Linked DNA regions of Mus musculus: all the other regions are linked to region 1. The links are chromatin loops, found by intact Hi-C in ENCODE. Cell type or tissue: heart. All regions are shown on one strand.

Region 1 (8,000 bases):
AACCAAATGGTGCCGGTCTTGTGTTAATCATGGCTAATTCTTCTGCCACAGCTAACCAGAACAACAGAATCGTAATTCAAAAATACCAAATGGAAAAAAAAAAAACAAGTGGTCTTTACTCTTCCCTCTAAAGCACCACAAACCCGGCTCCATCGTCTTCATTGCCCTCCACACTATTACCTTCCGAGCTTCTATGGAAAACTCACTACTCTCTTAATCCCCGATGGCTATTCTAGTCCCAAGGGCCAAAGTTCTTCCATAATTCTCTTAAAAGAAACATGGTCGGGTTTGTCACATCAATACCCCACTTCTGGTACCATCTCGTCTGAGGGTTTCTACTGCAGTGATGAAGCATGACCAAAAAGCAAGTTGGGAGTAAAGTTTGGGTTACACCTCCACACCACTGTTCACCATGAAAGGAAGTCAGGACTATAAGACAAAAGGGCAGGAACAGTGAGGCAGGAGGTGATACAGAGGCCATGGAGCCATGCTGCTTACTGTCTTATTCCTCACGGCTCACTCGGCCTGTTTTCATAGAGAACCCAGGGATGGCGTGACCCACAATGGGCCCAGCCCTTCCATCAATCACTGATGTCACTGACTCGCCTGCAGCCTGATCTTAGAGGCATTTTCTTAATTGAGGGTCCTTCCTCCCAGATGACTCCAGCTTGTGTCACATTGACATGACACTCTCCAGCACAGCCTTCATTGGAGAAGTGGGCTTTCCCTAGCTGGGGCGTTCTGAGCTCTTACATTATTTGTAACAAGTGCAGAAATCTCAGGGCTGCAAAAGCTCAGAATACCCAAGATACAATTCACAGACCACATGAAACTCAAGAAGAAGGAAGACCAAAGTGTGGATGCTTCAGTCCTTAGAAAGGGGAACAAAATACTCACGGGAGCAAATATGGAGACAGTGTGGAGCAGAGACTGAAGGAAAGGCCATCCAGAGACTGCCCCACATGCAGATCCACCCCATAAACAGTTACCAAACCCAGACACTATTGTGAATACGAAAAAGTGCTTGCTGAAAGAAGCCTGATAAAGCTGTCTCCTGAGAGGCCCTGCCAGAGCCTTACAAATACAGAGGCAGATGTTCGCAGCCAACCATTGGACTGAGCACGGGGTCCCCAATAGAACCTCCCCACCCCCCGCAAAGCTCCCAGGGACTAAGTCACCAACCAAGGAGTACACATGGCTCCAGCTGCATATGTAGCAAAGGATGGTCTTGTTAGGCATCAATGAGAGGAAAGGTCCTTGGTCCTGTGAAGGCTCCATAGATGTTCCAGTGTAGGGGAATTGAGGGTGGGGAGGCGAGAGTGGGTGGGTGGTTGGGTGGGTGGTTGGGTGGGTGGGTGGAGGAACATCTTCATAGAAGCAGGGGGAGGGAGGATGGGATTGGGGTTTCTAGGAGGGGGAAAAAATCTCAGGTCTTGGCAGCTCTGGAAAGGACAGACAAAAGGGGAAAGATAGTGTCAGGGAGAGTTCCAGGGGGGAAAGATAAACAGGAAGAAAAGAAATGGAAATGAACAAAGAGAACGCAGACATGAGATGAGGCTAGAGAAAAATCAGCAGAGCTCTGTGGCTGGCTTGATGTGGGTGACAGACCCTGAACCTTCTGTTCTGGAGAGAAAAGAGAAGGCTAATAACAGCAAACAGCTCCGGAGAGTATAAAATACCCTCGGGGGAGAAGAGCTCACAGCTTTGCATAGCAAAGCCATCTCTAGTGAAAACTTTAATCTTTAATCTTGTTATAATTTAAGGCAAGATTAATTTGTTATAACCCCAGACAACATTAGTTGGACTGAGTAGGAGAATATGTTTATATATATATATATATATCTGTGTGTGTGTGTACACATATTTTTTTTTCAGGTATGTTACACACGCCTTTAACCCCAGCACGTGGGAAGCAATTGCAGGTGGATCTCTGTGAATTCCAAGCCAGCCTGGTCTACATAGCAAGTTCCAAGCCATCCAGGCATACATAGTAATATATTGTCTCAATATATATCATAGGTATACATATATCATATGAAATGATATATGTGTGACATATCACAATATGATACATAATAAATCACAATGTGATATATATGTAGTATATAACAATTATTTTTTTTAAAAGAACATGAATTAGAGACAGGGAAGTGGTAGAGAAGTCACTGAAAGAGTTAGAGAAGTGGGAAAAGTCACAATAAACACCAACCAAAGAGCATACATGGGCTGTAGTAGATGTGCAGCTTGACCTTCATGTGGGTCCCGAACAACTGGAGTGGTGGATATCCCCCAAACTATTGCCTGTATGTGGGATATGTTCTTCTAGCTGGGCTGCTTTGCCTGGCCTCAGTGGGAGAGGATGGGCCTAGCCTAGCAAAGACTTGTGCCAGGGTTTGTGGGGGGGGGGGCATACCCAGGGGAACCCGCCTGCTCAGAGGAGAAGGGGAGAGGGGATGGGGGAAGGGTTGTGAGAGGGGGTGACTGGTGGAAAGGGGACAGTGAGCAGGATGTAAAATGAATAAGTAAAATAATAATAATAAATTTTTAAAAAGTAATAAATTTAGATAAGTGGCCACTACTGTATTTTTCATTTTATTCTGTTCTTTTTTTTTTTCCTATTTAACTTACATGGTATAACTTACATTATTTTATGCTGCTGACTGCTAGGACCCAGGCAAGCACCCAGAAAGCTCACGCCTTAGGAACACTGTCTCTCTTTCTGTTGTCATCAACTACTTTCATCTTGGGGTAAGGCCTGTGTGCCCTTCCCCCTTTTGTGTTGGAAGGTTGGCTAGTATTGTCTTGTGCAGGTCTTGTGCAGGCAACCGTGTTGTTGTCCCTGCATGTCCAGAAGACACTATTTTGCAGGCATCCTCCTGACCCTCTTAGAATTGTTCTATTCCCTCTTCCATAGTGTGAGCCTTGTGGGCAGAAGTTGTCTTAATAGACGTAATGCCATTTGAAACTAGGCCATTTAGTGTCACTAATTCCCTGTGCTTTGGCTAGCCATAGATCTCTACAATAGTCCCTGTCTGCCACAAAATGAAACTTCTTTGATGAGTAGTTGCTGTACCTATTTATAAGTATAAGGGGAAAGCATCTATTTTTTAAAAAGTTTTATTTTTGTGTGACCACGTGTGTGTGAGTGTGTGTCATGTGTGCAGGGGTGACAACAGAGAAGAAGGCATCAGATCCCTTCGAGTTGTAGTTATAAGCTGCCGGTCATGTGCTGGAATCCATGGGTCCTTTGGAAGCGCACGGAATGCTCTTAACCAATGAGCCATCTCTCTAGCCCCAACAATAAATATTTAAAAGGCAGTTGGATACTATAGGAGATAGTTTCTTCTGTAGGGTCTGGTTCCTCTCTAGACACAAGTTCTTGGCTAGGTTTATAGTACCAAGTCTTATTGATAAGACACTACAAGTCCAACCAGATAGCAGCTACTTACCCCTATGATAGGGCCACTATGGCACCACCATCTTCCTAGGTTGGTTATTATTGTAGTCTGCAGGATTTATAGCTGGGTAGGACTGCTGACAACTTTTCTCCTTTGGTGGCCTTCTTAGCATATTGACTCTATGAGAGCTAACTGTTAGACAGGAATACCAAACATCATTTCTGCAAGTCTTTTGAGAAAGTGATTGGTATCTTTAGCAATAAGGTCTTATCATCATATTCTAGAAAACACCCAAGAGCAATAGGAAGAGCCTAGGTGACTTTTGGGGTTTCTTCAGACTCCTCATGATGGACAACTTGAAGGGAGGGAACCCTCTCTTGACAGTGTCATCTTTATGATCGTCTATGGCTTCTGGGAGGAGCTTATTTCTTTTTACTTGATTTATTAATTGATTTATTGTATGTCTGTGTGTGTCGGTGCACGCACACACCCTTAGCACGAGTGTGGAAGGCCACAAGCACCTTTTCCCTCTGAGCCTGCTTCTCCAGCCCTGGCATTTCTTTAGAACAAGGAATTCTGACGCTTACACCCACAAATGCACAAATAGCTGTGTACTTGTGTTGTAATAGTAAATATATGCTTTAGTGGAGTTAGAGGAATTTTCTTTTCTCTTCATCTCCCCTTCCTTTTGTCTCCTCTCTCCTCCCCTCACTCCTCCACCCCTTGCGGGACTATGGGTTCACATTAGAGCTTCTTAGATGGTAGACACATCCTTTCACTGAGCAATCTCCAGCACCGACTTTGTGTTTTATTTGGGTACAGGGTCTCACTAAGTCATCCAGGTTGTTTTGTATTTACTCTGTAACCTAGGCAGACCTGGAATAGCACTCTTCCTGCCTACACTTCCTAAGAAATGCCCAGCACCACACAGCCTGTCTGTGCTTCCATTTTAAAGTTGAGAAGCCACAGTTTGAGATAGAAGCCCTCAAATCGCCTCCCTCAGAAACGTACAAGCCGCTGTTTACAGGGTAAGGGGATCTAAAGGACTAGAAGAGACCTGGGACCCTGATCAGTTTGACAGTGAATGACAAGCAGTTGCGTCAAACGATGGATGCTAATACCTTAAGGGGCGGGCAGGAGCTCCGGAGGAGTTTTAGAGGCAGCCCGAAGCAACCTGCACATTTTTCTCTAAGTCTTGCTGTTCTGGGAAGGGTTGGTTTGCCCACATGCTGTCTAGTCACAGAACAAGTCCGGGAGACAGCACACTGTTTTGCTTTCTCGCCATTTCAAACGTGCCTTTTCCACACACAATACAATTTTAAAATGTAAATTAGGCATCCTCTTAGATTTCACTTTTCCACTAGATGGCAGAAAAAGCTCTTGTAATAGAGACCACTTTGCCCTCTAATCAACTCTGAAGACATTTTTTTTAATAAAGGAAGGTGTATTTTATTTCAGTTTGAACAGTAGAATATGATTATAAGACAACTGATTATTCTATAACCAACTTAATCACATTAAGCTTCAAATTAAAAAGAAAAATTTTAAATTACTCTGTGTTTATTTAAGCATCTGTGTATCCATACATCTCAACTGAGGTATAAGAGGAGCGGCATTGGCTTTAGACAAAGTGTCATCTTCTCTATTAATGTAGACCTTTTAATAAAAGGTCTTAATTAAATGGGCTTTTCAATGCATTTTGAGATGTTTTTATATTACACATGTGTAGAATTGGGTACATAATTGAGCTAAACTCAATTGTAATATATAAGCATACAGGCAACTGCATTAATAATACAGTCATCAATAATTAATAACAATATAGACAATAATATCATGATTTTAAAAAAAGCAGTGATAAAACTAGTTATAACCTTTTTCTTTTAAAAGTGGAATAAGAATGATGTGTGCTGGGCAAATGCTACCTGAGATCAGTTGGGGCAGGCTGCTTTTCTCTAATGTATTAACAATACTAACTTTTAAATCCTGCATTTTTGAATTACTCTAACTTATCACTATTTTTAAAAAACTTATAATAAGAACACTTAACTAAACCCTTGAGTTACATAGAAGTTTTACCCTCACTGTGGTTATACATACAGCCAAAGACACAATTTTATTGTACAGACCTGCAAAGAGAAAAATGGTAAAAAGTGAGTCGGATCAGAGAGAGCTGAGAAATATCAGCATAGCTTGATGCCATACCTTCGGGTTATAAAATAGAAACTACTGCAGTCTCCTGCTTTATCTCATTTGAAATTTTTTATTTATTATTATGTAAGTGTTCGCGAATGCTCTGTGTGTGTGTGTGTGTGTGTGTGTGTGTGTGTGTGTGTGTGTGTGATGGTATACAAATGGAGGTCACATGATGTTCTAGTTTGTTTTTGGTTACTGTGATAAACATCATTACCAAAGCCCATTTCAAGTAGGAGGGAAGGGTTTATTTTGGCTTACAGGTTACAGTTCATCACCAAGGGAATCACCAAGACAAGAATGTGGAGGCAGAATGTGAAACCCAGACCATAGAGGATGCTACTCTCTGGCTTGTTTATCTGGCTTCCTCAGTTACCTATTCTATTAGTCTACTCTACTAGTCTCTCCTCAAGGCACACTTGGCTAGGGATGATACCACCCACAGTGGACTGGGCCCTCCTCTGTCAACTAGCAGTTAAGAAAATGCCCCATAGGCTTTTCCTCAGGCCAATCAGATGGAGGCAATTCTTCCCAGGCAACTCTAGCTTGTGTCAAGGTGACGAAACCAAGAACAGAGGAATCCTGTGGGACTGTTTCTCTCCTCCCACCTTCATGTAAGTGCTGGAGAACGAGCTTAAGTTACTTCCTAGGCTGGCAGCAAGGGCCTTAACCAGCTGAGCTTCACACTGCACCCAGACTGTTATTTCTGTTGTCTTACTGTCTATCTTAGAATTGACTTTCAAAAGATAAAAGGTGCACTGCTAGCAGAAGAAAGGGAAGGGAAAGGAAGGGAAGGGAAGGGAAGGGAAGGGAAGGGAAGGGAAGGGAAGGGAAGGGAAGGGAAGGGAAGGGAAGGGAAGGGAAGGGAAGGGAAGGGAAGGGAAGGGAAGGGAAGGGAAGGGAAGGGAAGGGAAGGGAAGGGAAGGGAAGGAAAGGAAAGGAAAGGAAAGGAAAGGAAAGGAAAGGAAAGGAAAGGAAAGGAAAGGAAAGGAAAGGAAAGGAAAGGAAAGGAAAGGAGAAAAACAGAAAGGAAGAGAACGAGTTGTGATAAAATTGAGTGCAGCCAATCACTTATGCAGTCCATGAATCTTTTGCTATTTGCTCCAATTCAGGCAAAAGTAGTGGGAGTGGGGGCTGTGGCTCCCTCTTGTAAACTGAGAGTGTATGAGGGAGCAGAAAATTGGGGTGAGCGGATGGGAAAAGGTAGAAACGCTGATGAGGATGATGGTGATGTTGCTGTTGTTGTGAACGCGTATGAGGTTGACCACTCGATACTGCTTCAGGGCACCTCTCCCTCAATGCTTTATGACCAGCAAAACAAGCAAACTCTAGAACATGCTAGCAATTCTCAGTCTTCAGGAGCTTGGGAAGGGTCTTCTGGTCTGAGAGGGAAGGAGGCAGTCACATCTGGAGTGACCTCCGGTGGCTTGCTCTGTGTGTGAAGTAAAGAATTTACATCCAGCCCTAGGGTTCCTAGCTTAGAAAGCTTTGTGCTATATATGTATGGCAAAGCCCTCTTGTCTTGTTGGGAACCAAGGTGAGTCAACACTTTTCAGGGAGTGATCCGCTCACATGCTACAGTCAATAAGTTGCCAGGACAATGAGATTTCTGAGTAAATTCTCCTCTCTGGTATATTGACAGAAGACTAGTTTCCTATCTGTTTCTCTGCATTGGAAACTGGGGTTAAGAAAACAAAATAAAAGTGAAGCCTTCAGGGAACATTGCATTGGATTTACTGGGACATTCGCTTGTAGAGTCACATTTTAGAAAGAGTTCCAAGGCCTGTTGCCTGTGAGATGTGGGGGTCTGGTTAGCCACTTGCCATGTCTGGGCTTGCTTTCTTGAGACCTCTTGTCATGGAGAGTTAACTCCCTCCACACTTCTGTAGAAGCAATAGCAAATCACTCTTCATTCTGCCGGAGCAGCACTATTATGCCCAGCTCCCTCCATCTTCTCTCTCCTTTTCTATTTTTCTTTCAGAGAAGGAATGGAACTCAGGGCTGTTTCCTGCACAGCAGGCAGGCACACTACCCCTGAGCTCCACCCTCTAGCACTGTCAGCTCCCTGCAGCTCGCTCCCTAAACCTTCATTAGAGACCTAGGCATCTGCACTTTCTGTAAAAGCTTTCTACAACCTGAACGGTTTCTTTAGGCGGCATGAATGGATGGATGCTTCTTCTCTGCTGATCCAGCTCTGATACTCTTTCTCCAGCTGTATGAATGAGTTTGGTCTTCCTGCTGAAGCCCAGGAAGAAAAGATAGTGTGACGTCAGAGCACACAACCCTGTGGATCTCACGCTCAGCACACCTCTAATGGGCTCAGCTCGATGACAGCTGTGACGAATACCATGGCAATTTCCCAGATAAGATTGTATCCGAAGCAGGACTACATTTCCTTCAGAGTTGCAG
Region 2 (8,000 bases), 1.5 Mb after region 1:
TGAAAATATCACAAGGTACAACTGTATCTCACAAATTATTTTTAGTTCCTTCTGAGGGCTGCAGCTCACTATTCCTGCCTAGCATTCTGGGAACGTATCAGATCACGTGACTGGCCTGGATAAATATACAGTACTGAACTTCATAGAAAATGAACAGACTATGTTTTGGACTATATATGTACACACACACACACATACTCAATAACCATTAGTGGAGAAAAAAGAAGCTACAAATTTAGAGGAGAGTGGGCAGGGGTGTGTGTCAGAGTTGGGAGAAAGGAAAGGGAAGGAAGAAATATTGCAAGTATATCACAATCTCGAAATTAAAAATAAAGCTACAGTTTCTAATGAATACATATCACTTTCACACTGAAATATAATGTCTGAAAACTATGCCATCATTAGTTATAGGAAAGCTGTAATTCCCTTCTGATATGTGTAGAGCGTCTATTTCATTTCCAACATTGATGAGAAGCATGGGTATTCAAGACAGGGCTTCTTCGTGTAGCCCTAGAATTCCCTGAACTAGCACAAGGCTAGCCTTGAAATTAGCAATCTGCCTCTGCCTGGCAAGGACTGGGATTACAGGAATATACCACCAACACCACCAACACCCTGTTGAAAAAGAGAACAATAAGCCATATTTTGACTTATTAGGAGGAAACTGAAAATGCCCAGCATTTTTACTTTGATTTTCCTTGCTTACCCTCTTAACATCGTTGCAGTAACTCTGTAGTGATAGTTTAAGTAAGGAGTCTTTCAAAGTCTTACATGGTTTGTAACTTTAATAGAATATAACACACAGCGTGCCACCTGTAAGCAAGCTCTTCTTTTGGAGCACAGCTGGAATCACTTGAGCCTCTCAGGCCTATCTATGTTACTTGAGTTCCCTTTAAAACCACCTTGATTAGTTGACCTGATATACTTCCATACTATAAGTCCGATGGAAAAGAGGGTGGCAAAATTTTTATGGAATATTATTTTTAATTGAATGTGCCCTCTTAAAAGAACAATTTAATTGAGATTTAATAACTCTATAAAAGATAAATCTAGCTGCCATGTAATAAACAGTAATTAATTAGTTAATATCAATTAAATACTAAAAATATTAATTTACATTTTATGTCTAACTACTGTAATTCGCTATAGCTATCTTATTAAATGCTAATTAAATTCCTAAATATTCTTACAAATTTAATGCATTAATAACAAGAACGTAAGTACATATTTACTATATCTGCACTTCTGAGTTCATTACATGGCACTGAGATTTATCTCTTTTGCAGTAATTAAATATACTAAGCAAACCTCAGTAACTTTTCCTAACACAGACCATCACTGTTTTATTAATTTCAAATTAAATGCTCATTTCAGGTTTTTAATCTACAGCTGCCCCAAACAATTTTCTACGGGCAGAGCAAAGGTTATTGTGTGTTTAATTAAAGTTTATTTTCTTAAACTTTGGGTGCGAGATTTCTAAATATGACTCATGCTTTCTCAGAATAGCTGGTAGTAACCTTTTGATAACAATATTCATTAACATTTTTCTCTATATGTCATGTTCTTCTTCTGTGTTATCTTCATTCTCTGTTTAACTGAGTCTATAACTCTTAGGAGTTTTTGTCTTTCTGTTTGTGTCAAACCAGCAAAGATATTCCTTTCCTTCTTCATCATTAAAAGATAGAGTTATTAATAGCATCACAGAGAGACAGAGAGAGAGAGAGACAGAGAGAGAGAGAGACAGAGAGAGTCACAGAGAGAGAGAGACAGAGAGAGAGAGAGCAGAAAAGCATCCCATATGATATTTGTAAGCAAAGTGAGACCAGCTGGAAAAGCTGCGAGAGGAAGCAGCCTCTGCCAGGGTTCCAGCCTCAGGATGATTTCCCAAAGACGAAGGGAAAATACAGTCCTTGCATGTATCAGATGATTTAGAATCTTCAGTGCTTCCAGATATGATGGGGGACGTCATAAAGACAGGAGGCTGCTGTGCAGCAAGGAAAGCACATTAGCTATTAACCTTCCCCCAGCCGATCAACTTTATTTTGCAATCTTCCCTCAGAACCATTAGAATACCCTGAAGAAATAACTTTCCAATTAAAAAGGATCTCAGAGAACAAAGCCATTTTATCTCTGACTCCTGGTGTTCTTTATTCCAATAATTTAAATTGGAATTGATTTTTCAATTTAGCCGTTGACTTGCTATGGACACATAGCAGAAAAGGCCGAACAGAATTGCATGGCTGAAATATTTGTCTTTGTGATGTACTTCTCATAAATTCACAGGACTCCCCCTCCCTTGAAATGTATTTTCTTTGGCTGCCTTGCCTTAGACAACAGCTTTTTAGCACAGCATGGGCAAACTGAGAAAAACACGTCCACCATGATCTCAGAGATCTCACCCTCATTCCTTATAGATTTGTCTAATTGCTAAATCCTCTGGAAAATAAATAAAACAAGCTTATCAAATAATAGGCATTCTTGAAGCCCCACTATGTCTGCTAATTTTTCAGTAAGATTTAATTTATTTAAAAAGTAGATTCCTTTTCAATATATTTTTGATTCAAAAATATGCTTTAAAAGATATTGGATTTCTCCATAAATTCGGTAATTATTGATAGCTAAAAATATTATATTTCAATTAACACTTAATTAAATACTTCAAATGCTAAATTGCACTTTATTATTCTTTTTATGTTTGATAGTAAAGGGGCAACCAATAATTACTTCAGCATTTGGTAACAGTTCCAGCCTCTTGTCTGAAAATTTCTGACTGTTTACTCTGTGACCTTAGAAGAAATGCCACAGCCTTTGTCAGGGCCCCTTCCTGTTTCCTCACCCTGTCACTCCAGCAGGTGTCCCTACTTTCCTTTGTTTCAAAGCTCAGTCCCTCTTCTGAGATCATTACTGATGTGAATTGCAGGCTTGAAAGGAAATCCTGAGCTCATAACATTGTTTAACGTTTACTAAACATTGCATTGCTTAGTATTCAGACCCCATGAGGCTTTTGCTGTTCATTGTCTCTTAGATGATTGTCTGAAGGCATAACCTCAGAACCTGTCCTTGAAAAGTAAGTAGGAAAAAAAAAAAGAAAGAAAGAAAGAAAGAAAGAAAGAAAGAAAGAAAGAAAGAAAGAAAGAAAGAAAGAAAGAAAGAAAGAGAAAAAAATAAAAAGGAAAGAGGGGAAAAAAGAGGAAGAAAGCTCTCTTACCAAACCAAGAACAAAGGAGAACATGGAACCAACTAGAAAGTGCCTCATAGCAGGAATTTAGGACTAGGATTTTCAGGGCTAACATGGTTAACTGGCTGCAAGCATGGGGATATGAGTTGAGATGTCCAGCATCCTTTATATTGTGAGGAGGATCCTGAGCGAGCTTCTTTCGAGCCAGACAAATCATTGTAAGTGACAACTTTTCTGGAAAACTGAAGATAGCGATCAGCAGGTATAATATGCATGTATGAAACTGTCAAGGAACAATTTAATTCATACTAAAATAATAATTTAGCAAATAACTAATCATCATGAATATTTTGGATGTCTTAAAAATACACTGCCTGTTCTTTCATCCCATTGATTTGGGCTTACACTAAAATATGAATATGATCTCTAATCTTAACATTGTTGATTCGTTGCCAGTTCCTTGAGTGTTGTTTAATTTCTTATAAATGTACTTAGGCAGAAAAAGATTTTCAAAGCTAAGGTAAACCAAGTGAACAGTAGAGGGTAGCTAACTCGGACCTCTAGCCTCATGCCTGACTCTGACTTCTGACCTCCGGAGGCACACAGGCACACAGACACACACAAGCACACACTACACAAACACCACGCAAACACACACACACACACACACACACACACACACACACACACACACACACACACTATGATTTGCTACTCCACTTTTTATGCAAAACAGTGTTAGGAATCTAGTTGGTATTCAAAAATCTGCTGACTCTATGAATTATCCTGAAGTTTCCATCTGATTTTCTTCTCCGTAGCCAGTTATAAATTAATGCAGTGAAAAAAAATACTTCTAGTAAATATGATAAATGTACTTCTGTACTTACTACTGTAGCAAGTAAGTAGATATAAGCTCCAACTACACATTTCTGTTATAGAAGCCTGGCGGTTTGGCACTAGTCCTTCACTTCCAGATGTTGTATGATCTATATTTAAAAATGATTAAAATAATCTGTGTCATGTGCCATGAGAGATCATGTGGCTAGGAGAAGCATGCATTCTTTTCTAAGCAACATAGGAATTATAAGAAATGCTTTTGCAGCAGTAGCTTGTGAGACATTGAAAGAGAACTCTTGTGTGTGTTTGACACCTCTCTAATCACCAGAAAATACACTCAACAAAAATTCCTATCTTCTTGTACCCTGCAATCTTAAAAAACAAACAAACCATGTTAAAAATAAGTTAAGAGGTCAAAAAATATGCACTGGGGGCTGGAGAGATGGCTCAGCAGTTAAGAGCACTTCTAGAGGTCCTGAGTTCAATTCCCAAGGATGTGGTGACTCAAAACCATCTGTAATGGGATCTGATGCCCTCTTCTGGTGGGTCTGAGGAAAGCAACAGTGTACTCACATAAAATAAATACATAAATCTTTTTAAAAAAATGCATTGGAATGAAATGTGAGACCGCTAGCTAGAGTAGCAAATTGGTGAGGACTCAGAGCAGAAGGTGGGTGGTTAGAAGAAGGATGCTTAGAAAAATTCACTAAGAAACTAGCTGTTTACAGGGGTGGATATTGTGATGTAAGTGCTTTCCAAGAAAGAGCAGATTGTAAAAAGTTCTAGTCCAAGAGTGTGCTCAGGGGATTTGACAGCAAGTAGCCAGTGTGGTATAAATAAGCCTGGGAGACCTTAGGTTCCAAAGGGCTTTGTCGTGCACTGCAGGGACAATGGCTGTTATCCTATCAGAGAGAGACCCATTGACAGTTTCTCCTGTATCATTCCCATCTTACTTTAAATGAACAGAAAGTTCTTGTTGCCAGACCTGTTTTAACACCCCCGCCCCATCCCCAGCCTCTGGGTGAAGGGTCATGGTGATTTTTTTAAACAAAGCTTTCATCTTCAGACCTCATATTATAGACTCTAGAGACAGTATCTTTTATTTTTCTTTCTTTTTTCCCTCTTGGCCCAAAACATTTTCTTTGTCCAGCTGCAATACTATTGCCAGCTCTAGTTGTCAGTGACTCTTGCCTGCAGAGGCACCCATCTTTATGACTCCTCATCTATATCAGATAAGGGCTCCATAGGTGGTTGATAGAATATCCTCCTACCTGCAGGAAGATAAACTGTAATTAAAGCCATGCTGGTTTAGCTTGAGGTCTTTCTGTTTACACATTCTGGTCCTTTATATTTTAGACACTGAGGCCTCTATTACTGTATTTCATAGCATTCCCTCACATAATATTCCTGTAGTGTGAAACCTACTTGTATACTGTTTCTCCAGCAATCACTTTCTAGCATTCCTTTAACCTCTAACCTAAATCATCATGTATTTTCTCTCTTCACTAGATCTTTGCCTCAGAATTAAATCTGACAGGAAACCAAAACCCAACTCTCTTGTGAAATTTAGTGCTCACTTAGTCTCTACCCTATTAGCCGTTCTTTATTACAGTTCCTCAGAAATAGTTATTATCATAACCAATTTGTTTTGTTCAATTTTTATTTCTGTTTTCTCCAAACTTATTTGAACAAAGCTTCTATTTTTCTTTTCTAACTTGTTTGCTAAAATACATTTAGCAAAGGAATTTCCTAAACCCGATAATCAGATTCATCTGCCAGACTTCAATCAAATTGTATTTGATCAGCATGGTTGTTCTTGTCTCTTTAAACCTTTTCTTTGTATTCCTAGATACATGTCAACCCCAGTTCCATTATACTCATTAGCCAGCCTTCCATGATCTTGAGTATTTGTGATCATGGCAAACTCTTTTCTCATTTACTTAGTGATGCTTCTCCTTGGTAACTGAGGTAGTCTGCACTACTCTGGTGTACTCTAAAATTTTCCATCTTTTTGCCTGCTTACTGTCGTTGTGTAGTTTAGGATAAAATATCTACTGGAAAGACCCAAGTCTCATGCTAGATATAGTATACTTTTTTTTTTTTTTACAAATTGTGTGTGAGTTGAATTTGCTACAATATTTCATACACACACACAAAAGGTAACCCCATTATTACAGCTGTCACTACCAGTAAATTGGAATTCTCCTTAAATTGTTTCACTTGAGCAAACTCTACCAAAAACTATTCCAGCTCTACCTTCACACTCTACATGGAATCTATCTTCACCTTGAATGCGGATACCATGATGACAGTTATCAGTCTTGGTCACCTTGACTACCACAATTATCTTCTGATTACTCTCCCTAGTCATTTCCTGTCCTCAAGAACAGAAGGAGAGGAACAAATCTATTAACATAAAAGACAGATCATATTGTTCTACGCATAAGGTTCATGGCCATGAATAAAATGAGAATCTTATACAGAATGAAGATCATAATCTTTAAATCCCTGTTGATCATACTGTATTTAGCCTTCATTGAGTTGGTTAAATTTTCAATAGACAAATCTCAAGCTATCGTAGTGTGCATTAGACTAGTAGTTATTCTGATATTACCTGTTAAAAAGGTCTGGACCAAATCTTCCTGAACTAGGATAAAGGTTGAGTTCTGGGAATTAAACCTGGGTCTTCTATGAGGGTGGCAGTGCTATTTACTTTGGACCTAACTCTACAACACTCCCTGAGAGTTTTTGAAGTGTCTTTTCTCACAGAAGATGTTTTTTCTAGCCACCTCCCTTTGAGGTATGTCTCTTTTTTCAAATGTCTTTATTTACCTAGACAATTTAAACTTTCTCATAATATCGCCTTCTGGTAGTATATATTATAGTCAGTTATTTTATAATATGTAAATCACACAATAGAAATGGTTTTGTATATGTTTCCCTCCTGCAGGAACATATCTGATGATATTGTAAATGTTGAAATCAGTCTCCATTTTAAAAGAATAGTATTACATCTTGTAAATTACATTTGTCGCCAAAATATCTGTTCAAGTGATGTACTTTTTAATTTAATTGAAGCTTTGTTGCCTCTCATTTTCTAACTAAATGCTTACTAAAACTGACAAGTTAATTTAGAAATTATTTATTCTCCATGTTTCTACTTAATTTTACATTTATGTCCTCTGTCATAAGCCTACTTGACAGTAAAAAAAAAAAAGTTATGTTTGAGATTGAAATGAAATGCAAACTTTTTATTTGAGCTGAAAATTATATTGTGCACTTCAAGTTTTGATATGGCATCCTTACTTAAGTGCATGCAGAGTTTTATACTATTTTAACCATTACCAATTTTACAACACAGTTTTACATGTTTGGTTTGCAAGCTTCCTTAATATCATCCATTGATTGTTTGGGGTGATTATAGCTAACTTTGTGTCTTAGAGTTCCATTGCTGTGAAAATATATCATGACCATTTCCACTCTCATAAAAGAAAACAGTTAGGACTAGCTTAGTTTCAGACATGCAACATCAGCATCACTGCATGGCAGCATAGAGACTCACATGCTGCTGGAGACAGAGCTGGGAGTCCTACATTTTGTGCATTCAGGCAGCAAGGGGAGATTGTTGCACTGGGAGTGGCTCGAGCATATATGAGACCTCAAAGCTCACTTCTAGAGTGATGTACCTCCTCTAACAAGGGCACACCTTCTAATACTGCCACAGCTTCTGGACCAAACTGTTGGTTTCTGCACAGCCACTGCAGAAGGGACAAAGTGACATAGAGCTGCCCCTGGAACAGAGCCAGCAGGGTGTGAGCCTCCATGAGTGTTGACTGTTGTTAGGTATAATGCTGTCTTGTATAATAGTGTATTATATTGTATAATATTTTGCTTCATATTCCTCCTTTGGGACATATTCTTCTTACTAAACTTAATGACTCTATGATAGTTAGAATCAGCAGGAGTCCACGAGGCAAGGGTGAGT
Region 3 (8,000 bases), 1.7 Mb after region 1:
AGCTGGCTTGTGCGTTGGAGGGGGGCATGAGAGTAGGAAAGCGGCCTCTGCCTTTAGACACTGTGACTGGGAGAGAGGTCTCACTTATTGTATGAGCTGTAGGTGATATGGTCTGAAGAATACAAGCATGGGAGATCTGGCCTTAACATTAGCCTCCATATGGTGGCACGGATGAGGGAGAGTTACCCTCCTCCCCCTTCTGCCTGTCACCTGTGGCACATGGGAGATGTGGCCGTGGGGTCATGAGAGGAGGAGAGCTGCCTTCATCCCTCCCAGAGTGTAGCATTCAGGAGAGGACCACTTGGTCTGGGAAGCAGGGTAGAGCTGACGCTAGTTATGGAGGTTGCGGGAGAGTCAGGCCCCCAAAAACTGACCAGCTCAGATAACTCAGAGGCTTTGAATTGGCAAGACCCAACATCCACCCCATCTGCGAACTGTTGGAGCACATGAAGGGAACCGAACTACAGATTTTAAACTACAGGATATCCAAGACACAGGACAACAGCAGGATATTTGAGAGGAAGCCCAGTAAACTTCCAGGCCTGACATAGCAGAAGCCTAGGGAGCTTGTATCAGGCCAACGTCTCATTGCAATGAACATTTGCAAGCAAAGAAGTGTGGACAAAAGCGTATAGTGTGAAACACACTGTGATTCACTATTGCTTCCACAATATTTTCTTTTCTTTGTTGTAGTGTAGAAATTGCAAGGATGGGGGACAGGTAGGGAAGGTAGGGGAGATGAGTAGCATCGGTGTGCAAAATGCGAAATTGACAAAGAACCAACAAAAAGCTAAACAGTTTGAACAAATCTTACTCATTCGTTTTAGCCACATTGGTAAACAGTAGTTTGAAAACTCATTTCTTTTACATCTTATCATTTTTACTTAATTTTTAATAGAATAATGCCTTTTCTCATCTTTATTATTGTAATTAACCTATCATTTATTCATTAATTGTGCTTGGTTAGTGTCCCACAAAAAATAATCAGGATTGTGCATCTGAGTTTGGACTTACCCTCAGAGTCTGAACTCACAAATGAGTATGCAACTCCATATTCTGCCTCTCCTTCAAGTATAATTTAAACATTGACAATAGATCGGCAGTACATTGTAAGTTCTTCTGAACCAGTGGCCTTTCTGCTTCCCATAGTTGACTTATAGAAAGGTGCAGCTCTGGACTCAGTGGTAGCATACACAGTTGCTATGAGTTTGTCGTTACTGTAGCTCTCTAGTGCACTGTCAGCTTGATTTCTCGTCATCTTACATCTAAGATGTATGGTGTATAGAGAAGACAGGACTTACAACATGTCCTGGTGTGTGTCTGAGAGAGAGCAATGGTGTCTTTGGTGCCTCTCTGACAAATGACTGATATGGAAGTGTTCTGTACTTGGTGCTGGCGTTTTTGTGTAATGACCTCCCAATTGTACTTAATAACTGTACTTTCTCATCTTGCTAAAGTTGTCAAATTATCTTTTACATTTTTAAAAAACTGATTACTTAATAATAGGTTATCAAACACATTTAAAGGCTCATTTGTTAAAAAGAATCAAAAAAATTTTGGGTGCCAAGACTAAGTTTTGCCCTATGGACATAACAAGAAGTTGGTTTGTCAACATGAAAATAAATCCATAAAAGATTAGCTTAACAAATTGGAAGCAATGTGATCTTTCGAAACTCAAGCTATCCACAGTAAGTGGTCAATAACAATTTATTGATGGTGATAATGTTGTGGGCCCTTTGAAGAGCTGTTAATAATACAACGCAAACCATGTGCTGTTAAAATCCCTTGAATAGTTATTTAATAATATGATTAGACTAATTTACTGCAAGATTAAAATTGTTATCTGGCTTTAATGTGGCCACTAGAATAGCCTTGGAAAAGAGTCACTGTGCAATGCTTTTCTTAGAAGACATACTTTTGAATGTTCTTATAACATAGCAATAAAATATTGCTTTAACCTATTATCAAATTTAAGATTGTGATTTTGGAGAAGTTTCACTTTCTCTTCTAGTGAACAAAGTATAACATATTGATTCTTTCTGCGGGTTAACACATTAATTTGGTCTGGAAGGCTGGCATTAAAGATATAACTTCATTGTAAAGAGAATCTCCAAGGCTTTCTCTTAGAGGACTGGGAATTCATTCAACATTTCAATGCCATCCCTCTGTAATCTGTTGATTGGTGTTCATAATTCTTCACAGAGATATTGTGAAGATTAATGAAATAGAGTTTGTAAAGTATTTTATCTCTTCAAATGCAAGTTGTGTGAGCTGAACGTTTAGAAGCCTCATTATACACAGTCAGCGCTGTGCCAGAACTCTTAAACTGTTAGTAAAATCTCTTAAGTGTTGTACTTTATCATCGCTGTCTTGATAATGGAGGGCTATGCCTATCATATCCGTTTTTGTCTCTTCAAGACTGTTTAAGCATAGGACTACTGATGCTTGACATTTATCTACGTTACAGGGATCCTCTTCCATTTGGAGTGGATGGAATTTGTACAAGATCCATCTTATAATGTTATCTAATAATGTCAGGCTCTATATATGTAAAACATAGGGTTGCAAAACAGTGATGCACTTTAAAGCGTAAGCCTATGTATAATAAACACCCCAAGGCCTTACATCACAACATAGAGGGCTTTGTTCTTACAGCAGAAGACCTTCAAAGTATAAGAAATCCTATTTATTAAGATATATAAAAGGTAATATTATGTCAACAGAATCTCTTAAATATAAGACTAATTCAAAACTGTATTTTTCTAGAAGACTCTATAATTTTTAGAAAAAAAAAAACAAAAATGAAATTCCTTTTGAACTTCTTATTATCTACTTCTGTCTTATGGGAAAAAGAAGTGATGAAGCGTGAACATGCAAATTGAACCAAGACTATCAGTTTGAGATTTTGGGGGGAGGGAATGGTGGAGTCCACTTTCACAGTCATCATAGATTTTCAGAAAGAATTATACTAAGAGGCTGATATCACTAAAATATTTTCAGTTACAAGAAGAATTACTGGTAACTTACATGATTAGATTTCTTTTATGAAGATGAATTAATCTTCAAACTTAGTTTTTATTTTCACTACTATAATTTGAATTACGTTGTATGCTTTAGACAGAATAATTAAATTTTCATATTCAGTTCATACAAATACACCACGTGGCTTCACAACGCAAGAAAGATCATAGTGTTTATAATGACTCAACTTTGCAACGTTACACTTCTCTGATGCTGATATATATGTAACATAAAAATTTTTCATTTGACACAGCAGAACAATATGGAATTAAAAATATAGTGAGGATTAGTGAGGAAAATTAAATCTGAGGGAAATAATCAGGTGAAGGAATTATATGGTTTAATTGAGCATTATAATATACAGTATCACTTGACTCTGATGTTTATTTTATCAATATAGAATGTTTTATTAATCCCAACACTGTTGCTCTAAACAGAAAATTATCATATTCACCTATATTTTATACACTTGTCATATTTTAAGTAATCATAAATAGAGACTGTGGTACTATAGTACATTAATTGACATTAGAAATTTAGCAGTGTATATAAATATTTGAGTCTATGCTTTATTGAAGGGAATCATTTTATAGACAGATATTTTAGTATAAAATTATAAAGATGTGATCTGAAAGAATATTTTAAAGACTCTTCTTATTCCAAGTTGCAAAAGACTATTATCTGCCACTTAGAAAGATTCTAAATAACCCTACAGCTCAGACTTGATTGAATTGCAAAGATCCAGTATGACTAAATATAAAGTCATATAAAATTCTAAATATAGTTATGTTTTAGACATGTCTGTTTGACCGGGTTTTCTTATTTATACAAGGTACTCTTACATTATATTACAGTGGTTTATATGTGATTACATTTGAATATTTTTGGCAATTTTTTTCACTTAAGATTTATATTCATCAAAATACTGAAACTGGTAGAGTTACTCTATACTAGGAATTTTATAACATGACATTCTGTAAGTTTCCCCATGGAGTAAGTGGGGAATAACCAAATAGTTCAGGAAAGCAAATAATAATTTTTAAAATGTTTATATTTGGAAAAGAACTCCAGGCTTTCTTTAAGCATAATCACTAATGTTCAAACAGGATTATTTATCAAAGAAAAACAAAATGGCTAGCAATAATGTGAAATTTAAAGACTTGAGAGTATCTATCAAAGTTAGAAATAGTTGAAGTATTTGCTCTCTTATAAGTGTATAGAATTCCACAAGGATTCAGAGTAAACTGTGAAGAAGGGTGAAAGCGCCACCTATTGATAAGAATATGCAAATTGTTTGTTGACAGCGCTTAGCAGAGTAAGCTGCTCTAACTAAAGTAAAAGAATTTCCAAGGCTGAAGATTTTACTTGCTCATTATAGAATTATTTTATTTTATTTATCAATAATTGGCTCATTTCACATTTTGATCAATTCTAGTTATCCTGAAACAGTGGTACCTGGTTTTTCAGTACATTCTGTTTGGAGAAAAATAATGATCCTCTTATAGGTGTATTTGAGGAATTGTGTACTGAAATAACAGAAACAAACATATCTAATCATATCTGTTTTATGAAATAATGAATTTCCTAGAATAAAATGAGCAGCCACAATCCCATATTTGTTTTACAAAAACAAGGATATAAAAGTCATATGATTAAATAGATTCTCTTAACATACATCAAGCATATACCATAATAAATGTGTCTTGAATATATCAACATATTCATTAGTTTTCTCTTTTCCTTTAGTGTCTTACATCCTGATAATGTTTTTTAACTCAATATGTGAATATTCACCACTTGGATTGGAATTAATATATCATATAGTTTTAATGAAAAGAAATTTATTATTTTAAAATAAGATTTTATGCCTTCATAGAGAAGAAAGATTAAACTTGATATAAAATAGCTTTATTCTTGTGTTAGGTCACACAAAGGAAAGGTGCTTTTTTTTAAATGAACTCAATAATATATTTATCCTTTCAATTCACTGAAAGTTTTGGGACTTAACTCCTAAACTTATCTAAAGTCAGCAACTGCTTACAACACGAAGTCAAAGGGCAGCAATTCTTAGTAACCTTCAGAAAAGTTCTTCCACAGTGGAGGGTTAGCTCACACAATCACCTAACTTTGGGAAAGAAAGCATGATTTGAAGGCAGTTAATTAAGTTAAACTGTGCTAAAATTTGTCTTTAAAATGAACTCTGCTATACGATATTTACCAAGAGAGAAAGAAATAAATGCCAGATTTCCCCAATTTTCTAAATATGATGTTTAAGGATTATTGCATCAGTATTTATTTCAGTTCAATGCAATTGTAATGTCTCCATTTTACTAGCCTTAGTTGAAATTTTACAGGTTACCTTTGTTCTTTCCTAGATCAATAAAGTAACAGCAGATAGCTATTAATATATTTCTTTGCATCTGCACAGCGAAAACTTTAAATATTAAAACGAAATATTGCAGCCCATATATCATCTACTCTTACAAGACAGGAATGACAGTATTAAGATGCACATTCAGGATAGCACTCTTTCTACTTTGAACGCTGTCAAGAACAAAGTGCTTTACAGACTTAAAATAAATCTAGGTACTAATCCATTGAATTTCTGACAACAGGAGCCCAAGGTTTCCATGCACTTAGCTGAGTACTGCCTAAGAGCTTGTGCATTATTTATGTCCACTAATGGTGTTGCAATGCGCTTTGTGTGAGGCGGTGACAGTGCAATCTGCTAAGATAGCTACTGCTGTGGACAAAGCCATACATTTTCTTGAGCTTGAATTTTTGACAGAATACTCTATTAATGCCAATTCTGCTTAAGTAAATGCTGAACAGGGGTCAGTTGTTCCTTTTTTCCCCCTTCTCTTATTATTTAAGAAAACAGTGCCATAAAATTGAAAATGATGTTCTGAGGTTTGTGGGATTCTTGCAGTACAATAGTAGCTGGTAAAGGTCATTCTACTTTTTTGTCTACTTTTATGATTCCGTGTGATGGTCCACAGACTCAATAGGAAAGCTCTTAGCACCGGGGTAGGGAGGTGCTAGTAATTCCAGTTTCAATGCCATTATACTCTTCAGTGGATCAATAGAATTAAATGAGCTGAGATATTAGGAAAATATTGAAAAAATGCAGGAGGTTGCATTGTTTGACCAAGGTTGGGATGAGTTGAAAATGAAGAACCAAATAAAGAACCATCTATAGCAGCTGTCAATAAATCATGAGAAGCACACATGGAACCGAATGGAATACAGCATAAAGCCTCAAGCCGTGAATGACTGTAATGCGTTTTGTGTCTTTTAATCAATTTATTCCAAAAATCCAATACAGTTATCTGTTATCAATCACGTAAGGTTTTTCATGCAGCCTGTGCATGTGTTCACATTGCCTTACTTAAATGTTCATGGATCTTTAACAGTGTTTTTGTCCAGGGGAAATATTCTTTAAATGGATTGAAAATAACTTAAAATTTATATATACATATATAAATACATATACATATATGTGAAGGTGTACATATATGTATATATGTGAAATTCAATGACAAAGAAGTGAGAAGATATGCTTCAGGTTTTTTTTTAATAAAAATAAGTATTGTATTCACTTTTTAACATCTCTATTTCTTTGAATGCAAAACTTGTGCGGAAGATAGATTTGTACATGATTTCACCCTATATACTGGTGTTTGTTATTTAATTAGACTCAAAGAGGTCAATACATTCTAGTCTCCTTAATAGCAAAATCAACTTAAAAGTGTTTTATTTATCTCAATAATAAGAGATGCATTTTAGATTGAAGAGCAATAATATAATGATATTTCTCGTTGAATTAATAGGCACAGAAAGAGTCTCATCAATCTTTAAAATGTGGAATATTGTGTAAAATAACTACATAGATTTATTTCTTGTTTTTTAGCTTTTCCAAATGTTTCCTCTTTTAAAAATTAAAATAATTAAACTCAAGCCTACATTGTCATAGCATCCTAATTTTCATAGATAGTTTCTAATAAATACTGTTCAATCAGAACATATTCTCATTGAAGCTAATATAACAATGCTGTATTGACCTTGGGCAGTAATATATGTCCTTTCAGCTGCAGGAAATACATATGGCTGTTTCTAGATAACAGTTTAGGATAGTGAGTTGCAAATGGGACTCTTAGTAGGGATATTTAATAAATGGTTCATCTTTTAATGTCTGAATGAAGTTGATGACCATAGAAACAATGCAGTTACAAAAATGAAAGTATGTCTGCCCTGTAGGGGACTGGACAAACAGACTGCCAGTGTGTGCACTACCATGAACAGCAATCGTGAGTCATACATGAGTGATTTCTTGCTACTTCCTAGGTTTTCTAAAATGACAGCAATATCATTACACTATGGGTCTGTTAATTTTGACTCTTAATGGCTGTGAACAGCAAACATGTCCTTTTTCAGCAGTCTTTGAATTTCTTAGGTTGACACATATACTAACCTGGAATTTTTAAATTGTACCTTGTTGGAACAATTGTACAAAATGACAAATTCAGTTTATGATAGACCACAAATGACTTTGATATCTGTGCTGAGTTCAAATAAATCCATTGTTGGTATAAGAGACTCTATTTGACTAAGCTGACAAATGTTGATATTCTCATTATAATATTTATCATCTGAACCCAAAGTGATACCTCTCATCTGGGAAGGAGGTGCTAATTTAAAGATAGGTGCTATATTTTGGAAACACACTTTGTAAACTCAGCACAAGACTTACATAAGATATAGATAATGCATCACATTTAATTTCTCTGATATCATTTAGATGTTTTTCCATAGATGCTGAGATTTTTATAAAGATGTTAGTTATTTGTTTAAAATCTATAATAGTAACAATTTTATAACTTGACAATAAAAAATAAAAATTTATCTCAAGGGAAAAAAACCTCATTTTAAAGAAAATATTTAGAAATATAATAGATAATAGTCAATTAGAAAAATTTAAA

Evidence for each region. Hi-C counts contacts between places; a loop is a spot of excess contacts. Peaks named below come from ENCODE experiments on the same cell type or tissue, not always from the same donor. Only the 100,000 strongest peaks of a DNase experiment are listed, where the experiment ranks them.
Region 2: it touches region 1 in a loop (5-fold over the local background); 7 of 42 quality-filtered maps call a loop at or near these places.
Region 3: it touches region 1 in a loop (13-fold over the local background); 8 of 42 quality-filtered maps call a loop at or near these places.

Annotation. Positions count from the first base shown.
Region 1 is chr14:99,019,244-99,027,243 of GRCm38, reverse strand. No RefSeq gene overlaps it. Among named protein-coding and RNA genes, the nearest start is that of Mzt1, 23 kb to the left of the region's middle. In heart, a CTCF peak has its summit at 4,766 (motif pointing right); no DNase peak of the experiment used is centred here; H3K4me3 peaks cover 815 bases; H3K27ac peaks cover 2,010 bases.
Region 2 is chr14:97,554,633-97,562,632 of GRCm38, reverse strand. No RefSeq gene overlaps it. Among named protein-coding and RNA genes, the nearest start is that of Gm23276, 220 kb to the right of the region's middle. In heart, CTCF peaks have their summits at 2,835 and 4,558 (motif pointing left); a DNase peak (open chromatin) is centred at 2,842.
Region 3 is chr14:97,327,873-97,335,872 of GRCm38, reverse strand. No RefSeq gene overlaps it. Among named protein-coding and RNA genes, the nearest start is that of Gm23276, 4.8 kb to the left of the region's middle. In heart, a CTCF peak has its summit at 4,284; no DNase peak of the experiment used is centred here.